Regions from separate parts of the Homo sapiens genome. Here region 1 is linked to region 2. A link is a loop called in an ENCODE intact Hi-C map of the cell type or tissue named here. Cell type or tissue: GM12878. All regions are shown on one strand. Links, peaks and the distances in the headings refer to the core of each region. The heading gives the core; the rest is flanking DNA. Region 1 holds the start of MIR621 (microRNA 621). Region 2 has its middle 99 kb from the start of MIR621.

Region 1 (10,590 bases), core at 4,862-7,361, 96 kb after region 2:
AAAACACTAAAAAAAGAAGCGGTTCATGAAAATATAGGGTTTGAGAGTTCAAGACAAACCACTCCAGCATAACAACTTTGTAACCAACACACTAACCACTCGGACCACCCACATCAGCAGCTCAATGTCTGGAGGTTGCCATAGGAGCTTTTTTATTTTTGAGTGGAAATAGAATACTTTATGTAAGAGCTGCGGGTACCAGAGTGGCACAGATGAGAGTAGAGCCCCGAGCCATGGTGGGCATGGAAGGCAGCAACCTGCCAGGAGCGAAGAGCTCCATGAGGCTGGTGAGCAGCCTAGCTGCAGGTGATTTTTTCTCCTCTAAATATTCCAAAAAAGGTTCCAACTGCCTGTGCAGCAGCCCAACTAAAGGCTTTTGTTTTTTACTACCGCTAATCTGGTTCCCCCTTTGAAAAAAAGATCATACAACATGCTTTCAAATTCCCTTCATGTTATGATTATTAATATTATACCCTGCCATCCATATTACAGAAACATGTATAGGCACAACATAGGACTATTTCGTTTAAAATTCACACAGCAGTAATCTACAGAGGGCAGATTATGTCCTGGGTTTAGGTGAATAGGGAGGAAAATACTTAGCTGGCTCAGGGAAGAGTAAGATCTGTCTTTTTCAATACTAGCAATACAGGAAGGAAGGAAACCCCCTTTTTCATTTTAAGAATTTCACTTTTTGAAATAAGGAGGTTACCATTAATGTTTCTCTTCCCCAAACCTCCAAGACCCACCAAAATTTCTGGAAATTATGAGTTGTTACACTATTCTGCTTTTGCTTATTCAAAGAAAACTTGTTTAAGACCTCTTTGGGCATTGCTTTCTCAGAATGCAAAATGAATGATTATTTGAACAACTCAAGAAACTTATATCAGAATGATACTCATGTTTTAAAACTAACTTCAATTTTAAATATGGGGGTATGTGTGCAAGTTTGTCACATCAGTATATTGCACCCTGGTAGTAAGCATAGTACCCAATAGGTAGTTTTTCAACCTGCACCCCTCTCCCTCCATCCCCCTCTAGTAGTCCACAATGTCTGTTGTTCACATCTTTATGTCCAAGAGTACCTGTTGTTTAGCTCTCATAAGTGAGAACACGTGGTATTTGGTTTTCTGTCCCTTTATTAATTTGCTTAGGATAATGGCCTCCAGCTCCATCTGTGTTGCTGCAAAAGACATGATTTCACACATTTTTATGGCTGCATAGAATTCCATCGTTTGTATGTACCATTTTCTCTATCCAGCCCACCACTGATGGGCACCTAGGTTGATTCCATATCTTTGCTATTGTGAATAGCACAGCTCCCATATCTTTGCTATTGTAAATAGCACATTGTGCGTGTCTTTTGGTAGAATGATCTTTTTTCCATTGGGCATATACCCAATAATGGGATTACTGGGTCAAATAGTAGCTCTGTTTTAAGTTATTTGAGAAATCTCCAGACTGCTTTCCACAGTGGCTGAACTAATTTACATGCCCACCAACAGTGTATAAACATTCCCTTTTCTCTGCAGCCTTGCCAGCATCTGTCGTTTTTGACTTTTTATTAATAGCCATTCTGACTAGGTGAGAGGGTATCTCATTGTGGTTTTGATTTGCGCTTCTCTGACCATTAGTGATGTGAAGCATTTTTTCATATGTTCATTGGTCACTTGCATGTCTTCTTTTCGGAAGTGTGTGTTCAGGTACTTTCCCCATTTTTTAATGGGGTTATTTGGTTTCTGCGTGTTGATTTTCTGTAAATTCCTTATAGATTCTGGATATTAGACCTTTGATGCATAGTTTGCAAATGTTTTCTCCTGTTCCGTAGGTTGTCTGTTTACTCTGTCAATCATTGCTCTTGCTGTGCAGAAACTCTTTAAGTTTTTTTAGGTCCCACTTGTCAATCTTTGTTTTTATTGCAATTGCTTTTGGGGACTTAGTTAAAAATTCTTTGCCAAGGCCAATGTCAAGAAGGGTATTTTTGAGGTTTTCTTCTAGGATTTTTATCATTTGAGGTCTTAAATTTAAATCTTTAATCTATCTCCAGTTAATTTTTGTATATGATGAAAGGTATGGGTCCAGTATCATTATTCTGCATATAGCTAGCCAGTTACTCCAGCACCATTTATTGAATAGGGAGTCCTTCCCCCATTGCTTGTTTTTGTCAGCCTTGTCAAAGATCATATGGTTGTAAGTGTAAGGCTTTATTCTGGGTTTTCTATTCTGTTCCATTGGTCTGTGTGTCTGCTTTTGTACCAGTACCATGCTGTTTTGGCTACTATAGCATTTTAGTTTGAAGCCTCTGGCTTTGCCCTTTTTGCTCAGATCTACTTTGGCTATTCAGGCTCTCTTTTGGTTTCATATGAATTTTAGAATACATTTTGCTAATTCTGTGAAGAATGGCATTGGTAGTTTGATAGAAATAGCACTGAATCTGTAAACTGCTTTGGGTAGTATGGCCATTTGAATGATACTGATTCTTCCAATCCATGAGCATGGAATGTTTTTCTATTTAATTGTGTTATCTCTGATTTCTTTCAGCAGTGTTTTGTGGTTCTTGTAGAGATCCTTCACATCCTTTGTTAGCTGTACTCCTAGGTATTACATTTTCTTTACGGCTATTGTAAATGGGATTCTGTTCTTGATCTGACTTTCAACCTGGACATTATTGGTGTACAGAAATGCTGTTTTTGTACATTGATTTTTTATCCTGAAACTCTGCTAAAGTTGTTTATCAGTTCTAGTAGCCTTTTGGCAGAGTCTTCAGGGTTTTCTGGATATAGAATCATATCATCAGCAAAGAGAGATAGTTAGACTCTTTCTTTTTCCTATTTGGATGCCTTTCTTTCTTTCTCCTGCCTGAGTGCTCTGGGTAGGACTTCCAGTACTATGCTGAATAGGATTGGGGAGAGAGGGCATGATTGCCTTGTTCCATGTCTCATGGGATTGGTTCCAGCTTTTGCCCATGCAGTAGTTTGGTGGCTGTGGGTTTGTCATAGATGGCTCTTATTATTTTGAGGTATGTTCCTTTGATACCTAATCTGTTGAGGTGTTTAATGTGAAGGGATATTGGATTTTATCAAAAGCTGTTTCTGCATCTATCGAGATGATCATATGGTTTTTGCTTTTAGTTCTGTTTATGTGGTGAATCACATTTATTGATTTGCGTATGTTGAACCAGCCTTGCATCCTTGGACTGAAGCCTTCTTGATTGCGGTGTATTAACTTATTGATGTGCTGCTGGATTCTGTTTCCTAGTATTTTATATAGAATTTTTGTGTCTATGTTCATCAGAGTAATTGGCCTGAAGTTTTCTTTTTGTGTGTGTCTCTGCCAGATTTTGGTATTAGGCTGATGATGGCTTCATAGAATGAGTTAGGGAGGCGCCCCTCATCCTCAATTCTTTGGAATAGTTTCACTAGAACCAGTACCAGTTCTTTGTACATCTGGTAGAATTCAGCTGTGGCTCCATCTGGTCCAGGGCTTTTCCTTGTTGGTAGATTTTTTATTAATGATTTGATTTCAGAAATCAATATTTGTCTATTCAAGGTTTCAATCTCTTTCTGATTCAATCTTGGGAGATTTTATGTTTCCAGGAATTTATCCATTTACTTTTTTTTTTTTTTTTTCGAGATGGAGTCTCACACTGTCACCCAGGCTGGAGTGCAGTGGCGTGATCTCAGCTCACTGCAACCTTTGCCTCCTGGGTAAAAGTGATTCTGCCTCAGCCTCCCAAGTAGCTGGTATTACAGGCGCCCGCCACCACGCCCAGCTAATTTTTCATATTTTTAGTAGAGACGGGGTTTCACTATGTTGGCCAGGCGGGTCTTGAACCCCTGGCCTCGTGATCCACCCACCTAGGGCTCCCAAAGTGCTAGGATTGCAGGCGTGAGCCACCATGCCTGGCCTATCCATTTCCTCTAGATGATCTAATCTGTGTACATAGAGTTGTTTATACTGTTCTCTGAGGATCTTTTGTATTTCTGTGGGATTGATTGTAATGTCATATTTGTTATTTATGACTGTACTTATTTGGCTCTTTGTTTAGCTATCAGCCTATCAATCTTATTTTTTGAAAAACTAATTATTGGTTTCATTGATCTTTTGTGTAGATTTTTGCATCTAGACTCAAAAACAAAACAGCACCTCAAAAAGCACTTCATTTAGTGGTTCTCTAATTTCTCTTCTGCCAGCTTTGGGGTTCATTTATTCTTTTTTTTCTAGTTCCCTTAAATGCAAAGTAGGGATGTTAATTTGAGATATTTCTAACTTCTTGATGAAGGCATTTAGTGCTATAAACTTTCCTCTTAACACTGCTTTAGCTGTATCCCAGAGATTCTGATATGTTGTGTCCCTACTTTCATTAATTTGAATTTTTTTATTTCTGCCTTAATTTAAATGTTCACCCCAGGAGTTATTCAGAAGCAAATTATTTAATTTCCATGTATTTATGTATTTTTGAAAGATCTTCTTGATACTGATTTCTATTTTTGTCGCACTGTGGTCAGTGTGTGTGGTTGGTGTCATATCAAACTTTTTGAATTTAATGAGGCTTGCTTTATGGCCAAACATGGTTGATCTTAGAATATGTTCTGTGTGCACATGAGAATGTTATCTTCTGTGTTTATTGGATAAAGTGTTCTGTAGGTGCCTATCAAGTCCAATTGGTCAACTGTCAAGTGTAAGTACAGAGTTTGTTAGTTTTCTACCTCAGTGATCTGTCTATTGCTGTCCGTGGGGTGTTGAAGTCTCCTGCTATTATTGTGTGGTTCTCTAAATCTTTTTGTAGGCCGAGAAAAACTTGTTTTATGAATTTGGGTGCTCCAGTATTGGGTGTGTACATATTTAGGCTAGGTCTTCTGATTGGACTGTGTCCTTTAACATTCTATAATGCCCTTCTTTGTCCTTAATTTTTATTGGTTAAAAATGTTTCATCTAACATAAGAATAGTGACTCCTGCTCTTTTTTGTTTTCCATTTGCATGATAGATCTTTCTTCATCCCTTTACTTTCAGCCTGTGGATGTCATTAGGAGTGAGGTGGGTTTCTTGAAGACAGCAGATGATTGAGTCTTGTCTTTTGATCCAGCCTGTCACTTTTTGCCTTTTAAGTGGGGAGTTTAGCCCATTTACATTCAGGGTTAGTACTGACATGTGATTTTCATCCTGTCATCATGTTGTTAGCTGGTTGTTTTATCGACTTGTTTGTGTGGTTGCTCTGTGTTGCCTATGAGCTATGTGCTTAAATGTGTTTTTGTGGTAGCAGGTTCTTTCAATTCCACGTTTAGCACTTTCTAAAGGATCTCTTATAAGGCTGGTCTAGTTGAAATGAATTCCCTCAGTGTTTGTTTCTCTGAGCATTTTATTTCTTCATCACTTATGAAGCTTTTTGGTGGGATATGAAATTCTTAATTGGAATTTATTTTCTTTAAGGAGACTGAAAGCAGATTCCCCAATCTCTTCTGGCTTGTAAGGTTTCTGCTGAAAAGTCTGCTGCTAGCCTGATGGGCTTCCCCATGTACATAACCTGGCTCTTCTCTTCTGCTTCTTTTAAGATTTTTTCCTTTTCCATTGACCTTGGTGAATCTGATGACTATGTGCCTTGAAGATGACCATCTTATATAGTACCTATCTTGGGTTCTCTGTATTTCCTGGATTTGCATGTCAACCTTTCTAACAAGATTAGAGAAAGTTACATAAACTGTATCCTCAAATATATTTTCCAAGTTGTTTATTCTCTCTTCTTTTCTCTCAGGAATGCCAATGAGTCATAGACTTGGTCTCTTTACATAATCCACTATTTCTCAGAAGTTTTGCTCATTTTTTTAAATTCTTTTTTTATTTTTGTCTGAGTTGTTTAGAAGAGCGCTGAGATTCTTTCCTCAGCTTGGTCTGTTCTGCTGTTAATACTTCCAATTGTATTATAAAATTCTTATAGTGAATTTTTCAGCTATCGAAGTTCAGTTTGGTTCTTTCTTAAAATGGCTATTTCATCTTTCAGCTCTTGGATCACTTTACTGGAATCCTTGGATTAGTTTTCAGCTTTCTTCTGAATATTGATGAGCCTCCTTGGCATCCAGATCCTGTATTCTACATCTGTCATTTCAGCCATTTCCAACTGGTTAAGAACCACTGCTAGGGAGCTAGTGGACTCATTTGGAGGTAAGGGGACACTCTGGCTCTTTGAATTGCCAGAGTTCTTGTGCTGATTCTTTCTCATCTGAGGGTTGGTATTCTTTTAACTGTGGTGTAAGTTGAGTACAGTCAGTTGGCTGAATTTCTTCATGTTTTCTGAGGGCCAAGGCTCTGTGCATTTGTGGTTGAATTCTTACCTTGGTTTTACAGGAAGGTATATTAGCAAACTATTTTTGTAGTTTGCTACATCTACTGAATTCCAGTAGATGGCGCTTAGGAGTAATGGTCGGTAGACAGATCTTAGCCACTTTGCTCCTTTGGATTTCCTGGTGTTTCTGGCTGTGCTCTGTGGTGCGGTGGGAAGAGAGGTGACCACCTCATCAGGTCCGCTCCTGGGCCCTGGGGGAGCCCCTTCCAACCAATGGCACTGTGCCCGTGTTTCTTTTGTCAGGTGCACTCCCTCAGGCAGAGGCTGAGGTAGGGAGATAGGCCATCCCTTTTCCAGACAGCTGGCCCTGCATAGGGAGGCATGCCCACTGCTGTGGTAGCCCACAGGTTCATGTAACTCAGCACTCTCAGTACTCTGAGAGTGTGGGCTCCTCTCCTGCTCTAGTGCCTGCTACAGATCTCGCCTTGGCACTTCCAAGCTGCCACACTGCAGCCCCAGTGCAAGCTCAGGCTTTTTGTTCCCTCCTCAGCTTAGGGTTGGGGCAGCTGTGCTGCTGGGCCCAAGCTGGGGGCCCTGCCTGAAGAGCAGGGAGGTCAGGCAACTCAACCCGGAAGACAGTCTGGCCTCCTCTCTGTAGAATGCTGACAAAGTAATCAGGCCCTTTGTTCCCTCCCTAGCCTGGGGGAAGCAAGGGCAGGTACTGTGGTGGCAGCAATGGCAGAGGCCTGTCAGTTGTTTCTGGGACCTCCATCCCAGAGAAACACAGAGCCACCACCAACTGATCAGGCAGGAGCTGTGCTGGGGGCCCAAGCCAGGAGGCACCCTGCCCAGTGAGCAGCAGGGCCAGGGACTCGTGGAAAACAGTCTGGGCTGCCTTTCCATATGTCAGCTATAGCAGGCTGGAGGCCCATGACCGCTATTGGGCTTTTTGCTCCCTCTCCAGCCTGAGGGCAGCAGGGGCACAGGCTACGGCAGGGCAGAGGGCCTGTTGGTTACTTCTGGGAGCTCCATCCCAGAGAAATGAGGGCTGTGACTAGCTGGAGTGCTCAGGTAGTGGGTAGCATGGCTGCGATGGAGGCCCAGGCCAGTGGGCCTTGCCTGGCAAGGTGCAGTGGAAGTGAGGCCTGCAATCTGTCCGCTCCTCAGCACCATGGATATGGCCCCTATCCTAGGGGCACACGAGAGAGCCTGGCCTACCTTGTTGGCCGGACTATGGCAGCCGGGGCCATAGCAGCTCAGGGATCCACATTGGCTTGAGCAGTGGCTCTGCCCAGACTCCAAGCAGCTCTCTGTGTCAGTCTAGAACCCCAGGGTGTGTGTGTGTGTGGGTGGGGGGGGGGGGGGGGGAGGGCAGGTGGAGTCATGGAGGATCTCCTGTGCCTGGGGATTGCCAAGGTCCATGGCAGAAGTGTGAGTCCCCAGGAGCCTTCACTCACTCACACTTTCCCTGCTGTAGGGAGCCTCCCCTTGCTCTGCACCAATCCCAGGTGGACAGCTGTCCTTCCTTACTCCCCTATGCTCTCCATGACTCACCACAGCTTCCCTGATGAATCCCAACACAGCCTGCTGGATGATCAACCTGAAGAGCTTGTGTTCACTCACCACTCTGTCTCCTCTTGTGAAGGCTGCGCACACTAGCTGCTTCTAGTCAGCCATCTTGGCACTTCAGATACTTGTTTTCTTAAGTAGAATTTAGTAACTTGGAATGGAATCATCCAAAACTTAAAAGCAGACAGTTTAACTATTTTTTAAAATAGAGGGAAAGAGGTGGAGGGAGAAAGTAATTCTAGTGAGCCAAGTTCCATAACTTCAGAGCATAGAAATATTTTTGTCACCTTACCTATGGTGAAATTATTTTACATGAGGTGTCTTGCTGACAGAAAACAATGCTTGTTGCAATAAAACCACTGCCTTGAAACACTACTATACATAACTCTTTAACATTCCTGACAGTTGTTTCCCAACATGGATGTAAAGAACTTCAATGAAATTCATCAGACTCAAATATTAAGTAAATAATTTAATGATAGAACACTGAAATTTCTTTAGACACAGTATTTTCAAGTTATATTTCTGCCTGGAGTACAGATATGAAATAGCACAAACTGTACTCTGAATTAAGCAAACAGAATGAATAAAAAAAAAATATTCTCCCAACCTAAGTTTCCGTTCCTCATTTCCACTTGCCTCAGACTCTTTCTATTGAACATATCTAGTTAAATCTCTAATGGACGGCCTGTGGGAAGATTTACTGCCAACAGGGATGACTGACTTCTTTCCGGACACTGAGCAGGGGACTGTGGGCTCTGAAGCAGTTTACTTCCTGTGGAAAGCCAGTCCCATTTCTATTTTACTTCGATCCAGGCCTATTCAGATAAAGCACCACTCAGTAGCTACTGACCATTTAAGTATGGAGAGAAAAGCAAAGTAGAAAAATGGTTTTCACTTAAAGAAAAAGCAAATGGAAGACCAGCCATAATAGCTCCATGGCACAAGAGACATGACAGGGATCTCCTCCCCAGATGTCCCCTGATGTTTGTCAGCCTCTCATATCCCTGGCCCTCTGGCTTCTGGCTCTGTGATTACAGTTGCCACAGAGGATTCATGGACAGCAAAAAGCTTAAGGAACCTGGAGGTTTTGTACAACATGTACATTCTGCTGACAGAAACACATACATGGTATGGACTATTATTAAAATTGATAGCCTGCTTGCACTCAGTATACAGGCTGCTTAGGAACACTTTATTGGGAGATACCCTGCTGGTGTTGGAGCAGCACAAAATGATGAGGCTAACTTAAGTAGTGACAAGAATGATCCTCTTATACCATATGGCCAAAGAACAGCTGTCCATCCCCAAGTCTATGGGGGATCAGATGAAGTGTGGAGTTTGGTTGGTTGGTCAGTGAATTTTTGGTCAGTGAATACATACATATGGCATAGTGAAGTACAATTGCTTTTCTTTTCTTTTTTTTTTTGAGATGAAGTCTCGCTGTGTCACCCAGTCTGGAGTGCAGTGGCACAATCTCAGTTCACTGCAACCTCTGCCTCCCGGGTTCAAGCGATTCTCCTGCCTCAGCCTCCTGAGTAGCTGGGATTACAGGCACGTGCCACCACGCCCAGCTAATTTTTGTATTTTTAGTAGAGATGGGGTTTCACCATGTTGGTCAGGCTGTTCTCGAACTCCTGACCTTGTGACCCGCCCGCCTCAGCCTCCCAAAGTGCTGGGATTATAGGCGTGAGCCACTGCGCCTGGCCTACAATTGCTTTTCTTATGTTCCATTGCTTTATAAACTCATATCACATATACAGTCATCATTAAGACTTACTGACTGCAAGTACCAAATGTAGAAGCCTCCAACACTGTAAAAGCATGGCAAGACAGGCTTCAGGATGGGTCAGACCTGACATTACTCACTGTGGAGTACAAGCACTGAGTTCTTTCTAGTTCTCTCTGAGAGAGGTTCACCCACTGTCACACAATCACCAAACAGGGAAGAAGGCTTCTCTTGGCTTTGGCTCTCACTGTTCCTTGGAAGGGTTTCTGATTGGTGGAGGCAGAGCAGACAGTGAGTGGCCCAAAGTGGATTGATGGCCCCAGGCCAGGACCCAGAGACAAAAGGTAAGCGCTGTTGCTAGCCACATGGGTCTTCATCAGAGCACAGCAGCACCGCCTACCACTCAGCCCCTTCCTCAATCTAAAGCCCAAGAAGGGAAGTTCTTTGGGAGAGAAGGGAAGCTGGTAAAGGCCATGCTATTTCCCAAAGGCCTGACCCTCTGGGCCACCCCTAGCAATATAGTCAGCGTGGAATATGATCCCACCTAGAAAATGAATGGCACTATTTTAAGAGTAGAGCATCTTGGGGAAATCTAGGATACCTACTCTGAAGCTTTTACTCAAGTGTGGAAGCCACACCAGTATGCAGGTATACTGTCTTACAAATCTAGAAGGATATTTTAGTTTTCAAGCACCCCATGAACACTTTTTAAAAAATTCAACCACTGGCTGGGCATGGTGGCTCACACCAGTAATCCCAGCACTTTGGGAGGCCGAGGTGGGCGGATCACTTGAGGTCAGGAGTTCGAGACCAACCTGGACAACATGGTGAAACCTCGTCTCTACAAAAAATACCAAAAAAAATTAGCTGGACATGGTGGCGCGTACCTGTAATCCCAGCTACTCAGGAGGCTGAGGTGAGAGAATCGCTTGAACCCAGGAGGCGGAGGTTGCAGTGAGCCGAGATCGTGCCACTGCACTCCAGTCTGGGTGACAGAGTGAGACTCTGTAT
Region 2 (10,590 bases), core at 2,937-5,436:
TTTATAGCTGCCACACCTATATGTTGTGACTGCACAGGGTGAAAAAGTTTTAATCTGTCTAATGTTAACTCTTGATCAGTTACTATAGCCATCTATTAGATTGTATCTGGGCTTTGAACAGAATGTTTAATTGCATTTTATTAGAGTTGTGTGTTATTGATAGAGGTTAAGAGAGGGCCAGGTAAGCTTGATGGTGTATGTATTGATTGTCTTAACCTCCCTGAGCTCTAGATTTAACTTTTAGTCTTTTTTTATTGGACAGCTATTGGACAGCTTCACATTTTCTAGGAAACTCAAATTCTATATGATGTCTGAATCTTCTCCAAATTAGAAGGACAAAATCTGTAATGGTCAATATGTATCAATTAAACTCTTCAGAATATGTGAGGTGATAATAATTACCATTTATTGAGTTCCATAGGCCAGGAACTAAATGCTATTTTTGTTGTTGTTTTTTTGAGATGGAGTATCACTCTTATCACCCAGGCTGGAGTGCAGTGGCATGTTCTCGGCTCACTGCAACCTCCGCCTCCCAGGTTCAAGCGATTCTCCTGCCTTAGCCTCCCAAGTAGCTGGGATTGCAGGCGTGCGCCACCATGCCTGGCTAATTTTTGTATTTTTAGTAGAGACAGGGTTTCACCATGTTGGCCAGGCTGGTCTTGAACTCCTGACCTCAGGTGATCCACCTGCCTCAGCCTCCCAAAGTGCTGGGGTTACAGGTGTGAGCCACTGTGCTCAGCCCCTAAATGCTTTACAGTACAGAGATGCTATATTAGATTGTCTACTTTTGGGAGGAAGGGCAGGAGAAGGGGAGATCCTCTTATGAGGAAACACTCCAAGATTACATCCCTGTTATCTTTCCTCCAAATAGTTTCTGATAAGTTATTTGTTTAAAAATTATGTTTTAATTAGAATTTGATGGCTTTTTAAAAACTTTTACTGACACCCAACATGTTTGTTTTTGTAGGAGCTGACTAAGGCTTTGGAACAGAAACCAGATGATACACAATATTATTGTCAAAGAGCTTATTGTCACATTCTTCTTGGGAATTACTGTGGTAGTTTTTCTTATAAAGTATATTGTCCCTTTTTAATAAGTTACTTATACATTTTACCCATGGCCAATTAATCAAATAAAATAAAGGTTGTCTTTGAGGATTTTTAAATTGGTCTTTCATACAAGGTAAAGTAGCTCAAGTGTGACAGACATGTTGAACAACACCTATTTAAATTTTATGGATGTCTCTTTTTCCTCAGTGGGTGGATAATGTATATAGATTTCATTCGTAGTTATTGGGTAGGCTGATAAAGAATTAGTATCATATTTACTATTTGACAGAGTATTAAAATGAAATGCTCTTCTTTGTATTTTTTTTTTTATAAAAAAGAATGTGGCCAGGCATGGTGGCTCACTCCTATAATCCCAGCACTTTGGGAGGCCAAAGCAGGAGGATCATATGAACCCAGGAGTTCGAGTCCAGCCTGGACAACAGAGCAAGACCCTATCTATACTAAAAAAAAAATGTATTTCTGTATTGTGTAACTTTAAAAATTATTCTGATGAAGAATCTGGATAGGGAAAAACTGAAGACTTTTTTTTTTAGACGAATTTTTGCTCTTGTTGCCTAGGCTGGAGTGCAGTGGCATGATCTCAGCTCACTGCACTCTCTGCCTTCCAGGTTCAAGCGATTCTCCTGCCTCAGCCTCCCAGGTAGCTGGGACTACAAGCACATGCCACCATGCCCGGCTAATTCTGTATTTTTAGCAGAGACGGGGTTTCACCATGTTGGCCAGGCTGGTCTCAAACTCCTGACCACAGGTGATCTGCCCACCTTGGCCTCCCAGAGTGCTGGGATTACAGGTGTGAGCCACTGCACCTGGCCAAATTACATAGATGATGCTAATGAGAAAAGGAGATGAATTTTGTGACACAGTTGTATTCATTGACTGAAGAGCTTTAGGAAGGAAGCTAAATGTTCAGCCAAAAGGAAGGTACAAGAGTAACATTTATTTGAATTCTGTCTTGGATTAGCTTTTCCAAATTTAAAACCATCTGGCATTTCTACCAACTTGAAAACTTAGAAATCTAAAACTGATCCATATTCTGTTTGTATTTGCTAGAATCTGTAAATAACTGATGAAAAACCCATCTTTTTCTTTCTTTCTTTTTTTTTTTTTTGAGACGGAGTCTTGCTCTGTCACCCAGACTGGAGTGCAGTGGCACAATCTTGGCTCACTGCAACCTCTGCCTCCCAGGTTCAAGTAATTCTCCTGCCTCAGCCTCCTGAGTAGCTGGGACTACAGGCGCGTGCCACCATGCCCGGCTAATTTTTTGTATTTTTTTTTTAGTAGAGACGGGGTTTCACCATGTTAGCCAGACTAGTCTCGATCTGCTGACCTCGTGATCCACCTGCCTTGGCCTCCCAAAGTGCTGGGATTACAGGCATGAGCCACCATGCCTGGCCAAAAACCCATCTTTTTCTACATAGTTGCTGTTGCTGATGTAAAGAAGTCTCGTGAACTCAATCCAAATAATTCCACTGCTGTGCTGAGAAAAGGGTATGCAATAGCTACTCTTTTTGTTGAGCTTGGACTGTAAATAATAGATGTTTAATTTGTTGAATGAGTTCATTGTAAGCTTTATAAGTAGTAAAATTATTTATACATATTATAGCAGAGATATGATTCAATTTTAAATATAAAGTTATAGTTCTATTATTTTGTTAACCATAATATGTGATAGGAGATCTATACTTAATATATTTTAAAATAGTGATGATTGAAATAACTGCAGGGTATAGATGAAACTGATGCATTTCACATTCCTTTTTTGTTTATCATTTGGAATTTACTCTATTTAACTGACTGGTGAACATCCTATTATTCAACCAAGCTGAATAGGCTACATTTAATGCTATGAAAGCTCTGTATCTATGTGCTTTATATCCCATCTTGTTTCTGTTGATAAGTGTAACTTTATTCTTTAAGTAAGAAACTGCTTTAATTCCTTTGTATAATTATATTTTGGAATAAGCAAGTATGTATAATTAAAGTGAAATTCCTTCTGAAGTAAGTTCTAAAATTGAATTTTACTGGAAATTATACTAGATGTTAACAGTATTTTAGAAAGTCTCTTGGCTTACTAACATATGCTTAAAATAAATTTTTTCTTTCAACAATAGAAAATACTAAATGTTTTTATTTAGAAAGAAGGCTATTTTCCAGATCTTGTGTGTGTGTTAATTTGTTTTAAATATGTTCATGCAGGATATGTGAATACCATTAAAAAAAACTATGCTGCTTCTCTAGAAACTTTTATAGAAGGACAAAAATTAGATAGTAAGAATTAAATTGTAGTTTTATAAACTTATCCATTTCTGTCTGAAATACCAAAGCTGAATTTTGTTAATGTTAATCTCAAGTTAATTACAGAAACCCAATACCTATTTTTCTCATCTTAATTACACTTCATATTGATTGCAGATATGGGATCACTTAAAATTGGTTAAATCAGCCTTTTAGCATTTAAACCACAGATAAACTTACCATTAGAAGTAAAAAGCCATATGGAAACACTTAACATGCTCTCTCTATTTAGTCTGGCTTTGTTTTTTTCTAATGGAGAAATGAAAATTTAATTTGCTTTCTTGGTCAGAAGTCTGTTCATTTTAAGTTATTCAGAATGCTGAGATGGGAAATCTTAACACTTATAGAGAAGTGAAGTGTATAGTTTGATAAATTATGAGAGGGTACAGAAGAAACACAGAGTTTTGAGAGTATTGTGAGTTTTTAATGTTATATTTTTTAGGGGAATATATGAAGATTATCACAGCAGTGTAGATATCTAGACATATATAGAAATTGTGAGAGCAAGAATTTTAAAATTGGAAAAATACTAAGATAGAGGTTGTGAGTAATCCCAGAAAATTGTAGACTACATAATCCTACTTGTACTATTATTTTATCTTTATGTTATGATAGAATTTTATCACAATTCTCTAAAGCAGTGGTTCTTAACTGGAAACAATTTTGTTTCCCAGGAAACTTTAGGCAATGTTTGAAAGATTTTTGGTTATCATGAATGTTGGATAGGGGATGAGCTACTGACATGTAATGAATATAAACCAGGGGTGCTACTAAATATCCTATAATGCCCAGGACAGTGCTGCCCAACAGAGAAGTATCTAGTTCAAAGTGTCAGTAGTGCTGAGTTAAGAAACTCTGCTCTTACATATTATCTGTTAAATTCTTACTCTGTACTGCTTTAAAGGTTTGCTTTTCTGCTGTATACCTGTTCAAAAAAGGATTTTAGGCCTCATTACACAAATGGAAGCTACAAATTAGGAAAGGAAAGGTCTGGGTGATAGGACTTATTCTCAAATTTGCTTATCCCAGTTTCAGTTTTGGCATGTGAATAATAGGGCTATTCAGTCAGCAAGACAGCATATCTACACTCTTAGCAAATTCTAGAGTCAGGTTATCTAGTGCCTTGATACATATTTGAAAACCCTGAAAAAACATGAGTCATACCATTCTCTACATTTTCTTTTTTCTTTTTCTTTTTTTTGAGACAAGGTGTCACTCTTGCCCAGGCTGGAGTACAATAGTGCGAACTTGGGTCATTGCAACCTCCTCCTCCTGGGTTCAGGTGATCCACCCACCCCAGCCTCCCAAGTAACTGGGGCTACAGGCACGTGCCACCACATCTGACTAATTTTTGCTTTTTTTTTTTTTTTTTTTTTTTTGCAGAGACAGGGTTTTGCCATGTTGTAAAGCCTGGTCTTGAACTCCTGGGCTCAAGCGATCTGCCTGCCTCGGCCTCCCAAAGTGTTGGAGTTACAGGCGTGAGCCATTGTGCCTGGCCTCATCCTCTGCATGTCTAGGCCCTACTACTTTTAAGAGCAATAGAAAAGTTTCCTGCCTAAATTCCTTTCTTTTTTTTCTTTTTTTGGGGGCTGGGGGCACAGAGTCTTGCTCTGTCACCCAGGCTTGAGTGCAATGGCACCATCATAGTTCACTGCAGCCTTGAATTCCAGGGCTCAAGCCATCCTTCTGCCTCTGCCTCCTGAGTAGCTGGGACTACAGGCATGTGTCACCACACTGAGCTAATTCGTTAAATATTTTTTTGTAGAGATGAGGTCTTGCTACATTACCCAGACTGGTCTCTGAACTCCTGGCCTCAAGTGATCCTACTGCCTTGGCCTCCCAAAATGCTGGCATTACAGACAGGAGCCACTGCATCTGGCCCCTAAATGCTTTTCTTGAATGAATAATTTCTTTTTCTTTCTTTCTTTCTTTCTTTTCTTCCTTCCTTCCTTCCTTCCTTCCTTCCTTCCTTCCTTCCTTTCTTTCTTTCTTGTCTTTCTCTCTTTCTCTCTCTCTCTCTTTCTCTCTCCTTCCTTCCTTCCCTTTCTCTTTCTTTTTTCTTTATTTCTTTCCACGGAGTCTCGCCCAGCCTGGAGTGCAATGGTGCGATCTCAGCTCACTGCAACCTCTGCCTCCTGGGTTCAAGTGATTCTCCTGCCTCAGCCTCCCAAGTAGCTGGGATTACAGGTGCATGCCACCACACCCGGCTAATTTTTTATATCTTTAGTAGAGACAGGGTTTCACCACATTGGTCAGGCTGGTCTTGAACTCCTGACCTTGTGATCCGCCCGCCTCAGCCTTCCAAAGTGCTGAGATTACAGACATGAGCCACTGTGCCCACCCGAATAATATCTTAATATCATGCCATTGACATTTATTCTCTAATTATTTCAGAGGTGGCCTTCAGAAGAAGGCCTCCTTGGTAAAATTGCTATTAAGGATATTTCACTGAAAAACAAATTTATCTATAAATTTAAATCCAGGAAAAATTTAAGTTAAACTTTTATGCTTCTATTTTTATCAGACAGGGTAAAACATTTATAACTCAGAATATTACCTTTTCCCCTCTCTGTGTGATAGATTGCTTGGTTTTAGTTACTGATTATTTAAAATAATAAGTTATTCAAAGCTAGGATTTTGATGTAATAGTTCTTCTCTAGAATATGGTGTGTGTGAGAGTGTATTTACATTTTTTATTAAGGCCCATGTAGTTATATTTCTTTTATAAATTAGTAAATTAGAAAATTTTGTTTTAAGAAATTTTTAATTTAAAATTTCCAGATTGCTCTTGCCTGCAGTTACATATTTTACTATGCACTGTGTTTAAATGTAGTCATTGTTCTGTGTCCCCAGAAATGAAAAATTTGTTTATGGATACATTTACACTATTATCTGTAAGCATAAAATTTATCACCTGTAGCCTCTCAACTGCCCTGTAACTTGGAGATATGACAAAACTTCACAGAATTTAAAGATGCTTCTCGGTGTTGGTAGGAAAGGCATGGTAACAGATAAAGCCACTGAGAGAATAGTAGACTGAATAGGTAGCTGCATTGAAGAGCAAGCTGGGGCTGGGAAAGGCTTAGGGACCTCAACTCAGCTCTCAGTTACCAAGCCTCCTCCCCAACCTAACTAATGGCATATTGGGAGTCTGATTTAGTTCTGACTTTGTTGTGTGTATGAGGAAGCTTCTCTAAGGGCAAAGGGGTTGAGGGAAATTTGCATTATTTATATCTGTGAAATTAGTAAGGTTGACTATAGTTAAAATTAATTTAAAAAAATCAAAATGTTTCAGGATGAACAACTAAATGTTAAACTGTTGGTATATTCATAGCTATAACAGAGTTTGCAATTAAGTTCTGTTAAGACAGGTTTTATTCACTGCTGACTCCCCAGTGCCAAGAACAGTGCCTGGGATGCAGTAGGTATTTAATAATTATTTGTTGATTAATAGGTTGTGCAGATGAGTGATGTGATAGTTTTTTTCTTTCTAGGTGCAGATTTTAATTTCAGTGACTGAATTAAAAGGTGTCAAGAAGCTCAGAATGGTATGTAGGTCTCCCATGGTATTTCAATTTAAAAAGAAGTAAGCACTTGAAATTTTTTGGTTTAAGCAAATTTGTTTTTACCTTTATAATTTATTTTAAATAATACATGTTTCCTTAAATATAGACTTCCAAAAATACACTGGTTTTGCCTAGCTTCTTATGTTGAAAAGGAGATTTGGGTGGATTTGCTTGTATGGCATATCAGTAAGAAATTACTAAGGAGTCTAGGCTGGGCATGGTGGCTCACACCTGTAATCCCAGCACTTTGGGAGGCTAAGGTGGGCGGATCACGAGGTCAGGAGATCAAGACCATCCTGGCCAACATGGTGAAACCCCATCTCTACTAAAAAAATAGGTGGGCGTGGTGGTGCATGCCTGTAGTCCCAGGTACATGGGAGGCTGAGGCAGGAGAATGGCTTGAACCCAGGAGGCGGAGGTTGCAGTGAGCCGAGATCATGCCACTGCACTCCAGCCTGGGTGACAGAATGAGACTCCGGCACAAAAAAAGAAATCACTAAGGAGTCTAAAATGAATGCAGGAGGCAAAATGAAACCACTTTTCTTTAGTTGAAAGGTATGGAGAATTGGCTTGCTTAATCAGTATGTTTGTGCAATAAAAATCATATAAATACCTTTGCCTATAAATGTATTGTTACCTGAAAATGCTTCCTTTTTATGTTTTAGTAGGCCCAGAATCTGAGATGTTAAGTCCAGAGTTTTCATTCTTCATGTTTTTATTTACTTATATTAAATTTCAAGTACCAAATCAGGACTCAGGAAGAGCTCTCTGTCAGTTAAATATTAAGCAATTCCATTTAAGTACTGGTTCCTCTAGGAAGTGAAATAAAATCATTTTTTGATAAATATAGAAGTTTCTAGTCATGAAACTTATTGGGCTATTTCAATGAATTGTGTGGTTAAAATTGATTTGGTATGTTTTAGTATGAACAAAATGATTATTTATCTGTTCCTTACTAAAACCTAAATAAATTACATTTATTTAGGTCCAACAGTTTGAGTCACTTGTAGGGCTTTTTATGATAGGCTAAGACAAAAGTTAAGGAAAATTGGAAATGTTTATCCCTAATTCAGTGTAATGTTTATTGTTTTGGACATGAAGACCTTTGAGTCTGTTCAATTATTAAAAATTATGGTAGAATTGAATAAAAGTAACTTTTAATTTTTTTTTTTAAGACATGGTCTTGCTTTGTTACACAGGCTAGAGTGCAGTGGTGCCATCATAGCTCACTGCAGCCTCAAACTCCTGGACTCAAGCAGTCTTCCTACCTCAGCCTCCCAAGTAGCTGGGACTACAGGTGCATGTCACCCCACCAAGCCTGCTAATATATATTCTATTTCTTTAAAACACTTTTTAGGCTGGGTGCAGTGACTTACACCTGTAATCCCAACACTTTGGGAGGCTGACACAGGTGGATCAGTTGAGGTCAGGAGTTCAAGACCAGCCTGGCCAATATAGTGAAAACCCTGTCTCTACTAAAAATACAAAAATTAGCCAGGTGTGGTGGTGGGTGCCTGTAATCCCAGCTACTCAGGAAGTTGAGGTGGGAGAATCCCTGAAGCCTGGGAAGTGGAGGTTGCAGTGATCTAAAATCATGCCACTGCACTCTAGTCTGGGCAACAGAGCAAGACTCCATCTCAAAAAAAAAAAAAAAGTACAAACTACTATAAAGACAAATCTGCTTTTTTTGTTTTGTTTTTTAATTAAGCTGAATTTTATGTTACTTTATTATGAGGGAACAATGAATAATTTAAATTACAGTTTAAGTAAGTTTTAGATTCCTTTATATTTTCAAAATGAAATAAAAGATATACAATAGAATTAATATTCAGATAATATTTAACTATCACTCAAAATATGTAGATAATAGCCAGGCACAGTGGCTCATGCCTGTAATCCCAGCACTTTGGGAGACCGAGTTGGGTGGATCACCTGAGGTCAGGAGTTAGAGACCAGCCTACCCAACATGGTGAAACCCCATCTCTACTAAAAATATAAGAATTAGCTGGGCGTGGTGGTGTGTACCTGTAATCCCAGCTACTCGGGAGGCTGAAGCAGAAGAATCACTTGAGCCCGGGAGACAGAGGTTGCAGTGAGCCGAGATCATGCCAGTGCACTCCAGCCTGGGTAACAGAGTGAGACTCTGCCTCAATTAAAAAAAAAATGTAGATAATAGTTTAGTAAGAAAAGTAGTGAACTGAAAACCAAGAAATCTGACTCTGGATCTTTGCTTGCCCCGTGAATTTAGTCTAGGCACAAAATGACTATGACTAAATTTTCAGTACCTTTGAAAGGAAGTCCGTGGACCAAATGAGCTCTGGAGTCCTTTCAGCTGTAAAATTATATGAAGGTATAATGATAAATCAGTTAATGAGAATAAATGGTATAGGTAGGCTTTTTCCATTACTACTCCTTTTTTGTGTTTTATTTATTTATTTATTTTTGAGACAGAGTCTTGCTCTGTTGTCCAGGCTGGAGTACAGTGGTGCAACCCCAGCTCACTGCAACCTCTACCTCCTGGGATCAAGAAATTCTCCTGCCTCAGCCTTCTGAGTAGCTGGGGCTACAGGAGCCCACCACCATGCCCGGCTGATTTATATATTTTTAGCAGAGATGGGATTTCACCATTGTTGGCCAGGCTGGTCTCAAACTCCTGACCTAAAGTGATCCACTTGCCTTGGCCTCCCAAAGCGCTGGGATTACAGGTGTGGACCACGGCGCTTGGCCAGTACTCCTTCTTTATACAAAGTCATGTAGCATACTGTGTTACTATTTATTAACTTGAAGTTCTAAGGACATGTGAAATTTCCTATTGTGGAATAGGATCAGGTTGGTCTGTGTCATGGAGAATGGTAACTGGGCCTTCAGAAAGGAGACAGGTTCAGAGGGTTGGAGCAGGAAGTGCAAAGTGAAGTAGTTTTTTGCATCTAGCTAAAAAGGATCTGCCTATTTATTTATTTAAAGATTGTCAATAACAGAGCTGGTTAATTATGAGGCAGATTTATGAACTAGCTCTTGGGACAATAGAAAGTGAGAAAAGAGATGAAATCTTATCAAGATTTTTTTTTTTTTTTTGAGACAGAGTTTTGTTCTTGTTGCCCAGGCTGGAGTACAGTGGCACGATCTCAGCTCACTGCAACCTCCACCTCCCGGGTTCAAGCAGTTCTCCTGCCTCAGCCTCCTGAGTAGCTGGGGTTATGGGCACATGCCACCACGCCTGGCTAATTTTTGTATTTTTAGTAGAGATGGGGTTTCACCATGTTGGCCAGGCTGGTCTCAAACTCCTGACCTTAGGTGATCCACCCACCTTGGCCTCCCAAAGTGCTGAAATTATAGGCATGAGCCACGATGCTCGGCCCTTATCAGGATTTTGGTCTGTCCCTGGTCCTATCCACATAGTGTAGAATTTGCTTAATAAAATAATTTTGAGTAATTAAGCACAAAACTCTAGGTAGATTTGAAAGGGATATAGTTCTGAAAGTTATGAATTTGATTTTTTTGGTTTATGTCTATCAAGAGATTGCTAATGCAGGTCCATTTGAAGTAAATTACATTGTGAATAAATGATAAATGACTTAAGAACTTGTATTACTGAGCCATCTCATATACTGGTGGAAGAATAGCATGTGTGGTAAATACATAGATCTGTGTGGCTAGA

The links. A loop is a pair of places that touch in the nucleus more often than their neighbours do. Peaks named below come from ENCODE experiments on the same cell type or tissue, not always from the same donor. Only the 100,000 strongest peaks of a DNase experiment are listed, where the experiment ranks them.
Region 1: a loop joins it to region 2, with 2.1 times the contacts of the local background. A loop is called at or near these places in 1 of 110 quality-filtered maps.

The regions. Positions count from the first base shown.
Region 1 is chr13:40,810,178-40,820,767 of GRCh38, reverse strand. It overlaps SLC25A15 (solute carrier family 25 member 15), which reads right to left. Exons shown (of 7, transcript NM_014252.4): 7 at 8,308-10,590. It overlaps MIR621 (microRNA 621), which reads right to left and starts at 10,002; the gene lies at 9,907-10,002. It also overlaps the pseudogene TPTE2P5. In GM12878, for the core only: a CTCF peak has its summit at 6,383 (motif pointing right); no DNase peak of the experiment used is centred there.
Region 2 is chr13:40,904,483-40,915,072 of GRCh38, reverse strand. It overlaps the pseudogene TPTE2P5 and the pseudogene SUGT1P3. Among named protein-coding and RNA genes, the nearest start is that of MIR621, 99 kb to the right of the region's middle. RefSeq lists an enhancer at 2,884-3,591. In GM12878, for the core only: no CTCF peak of the experiment used is centred there; a DNase peak (open chromatin) is centred at 4,422.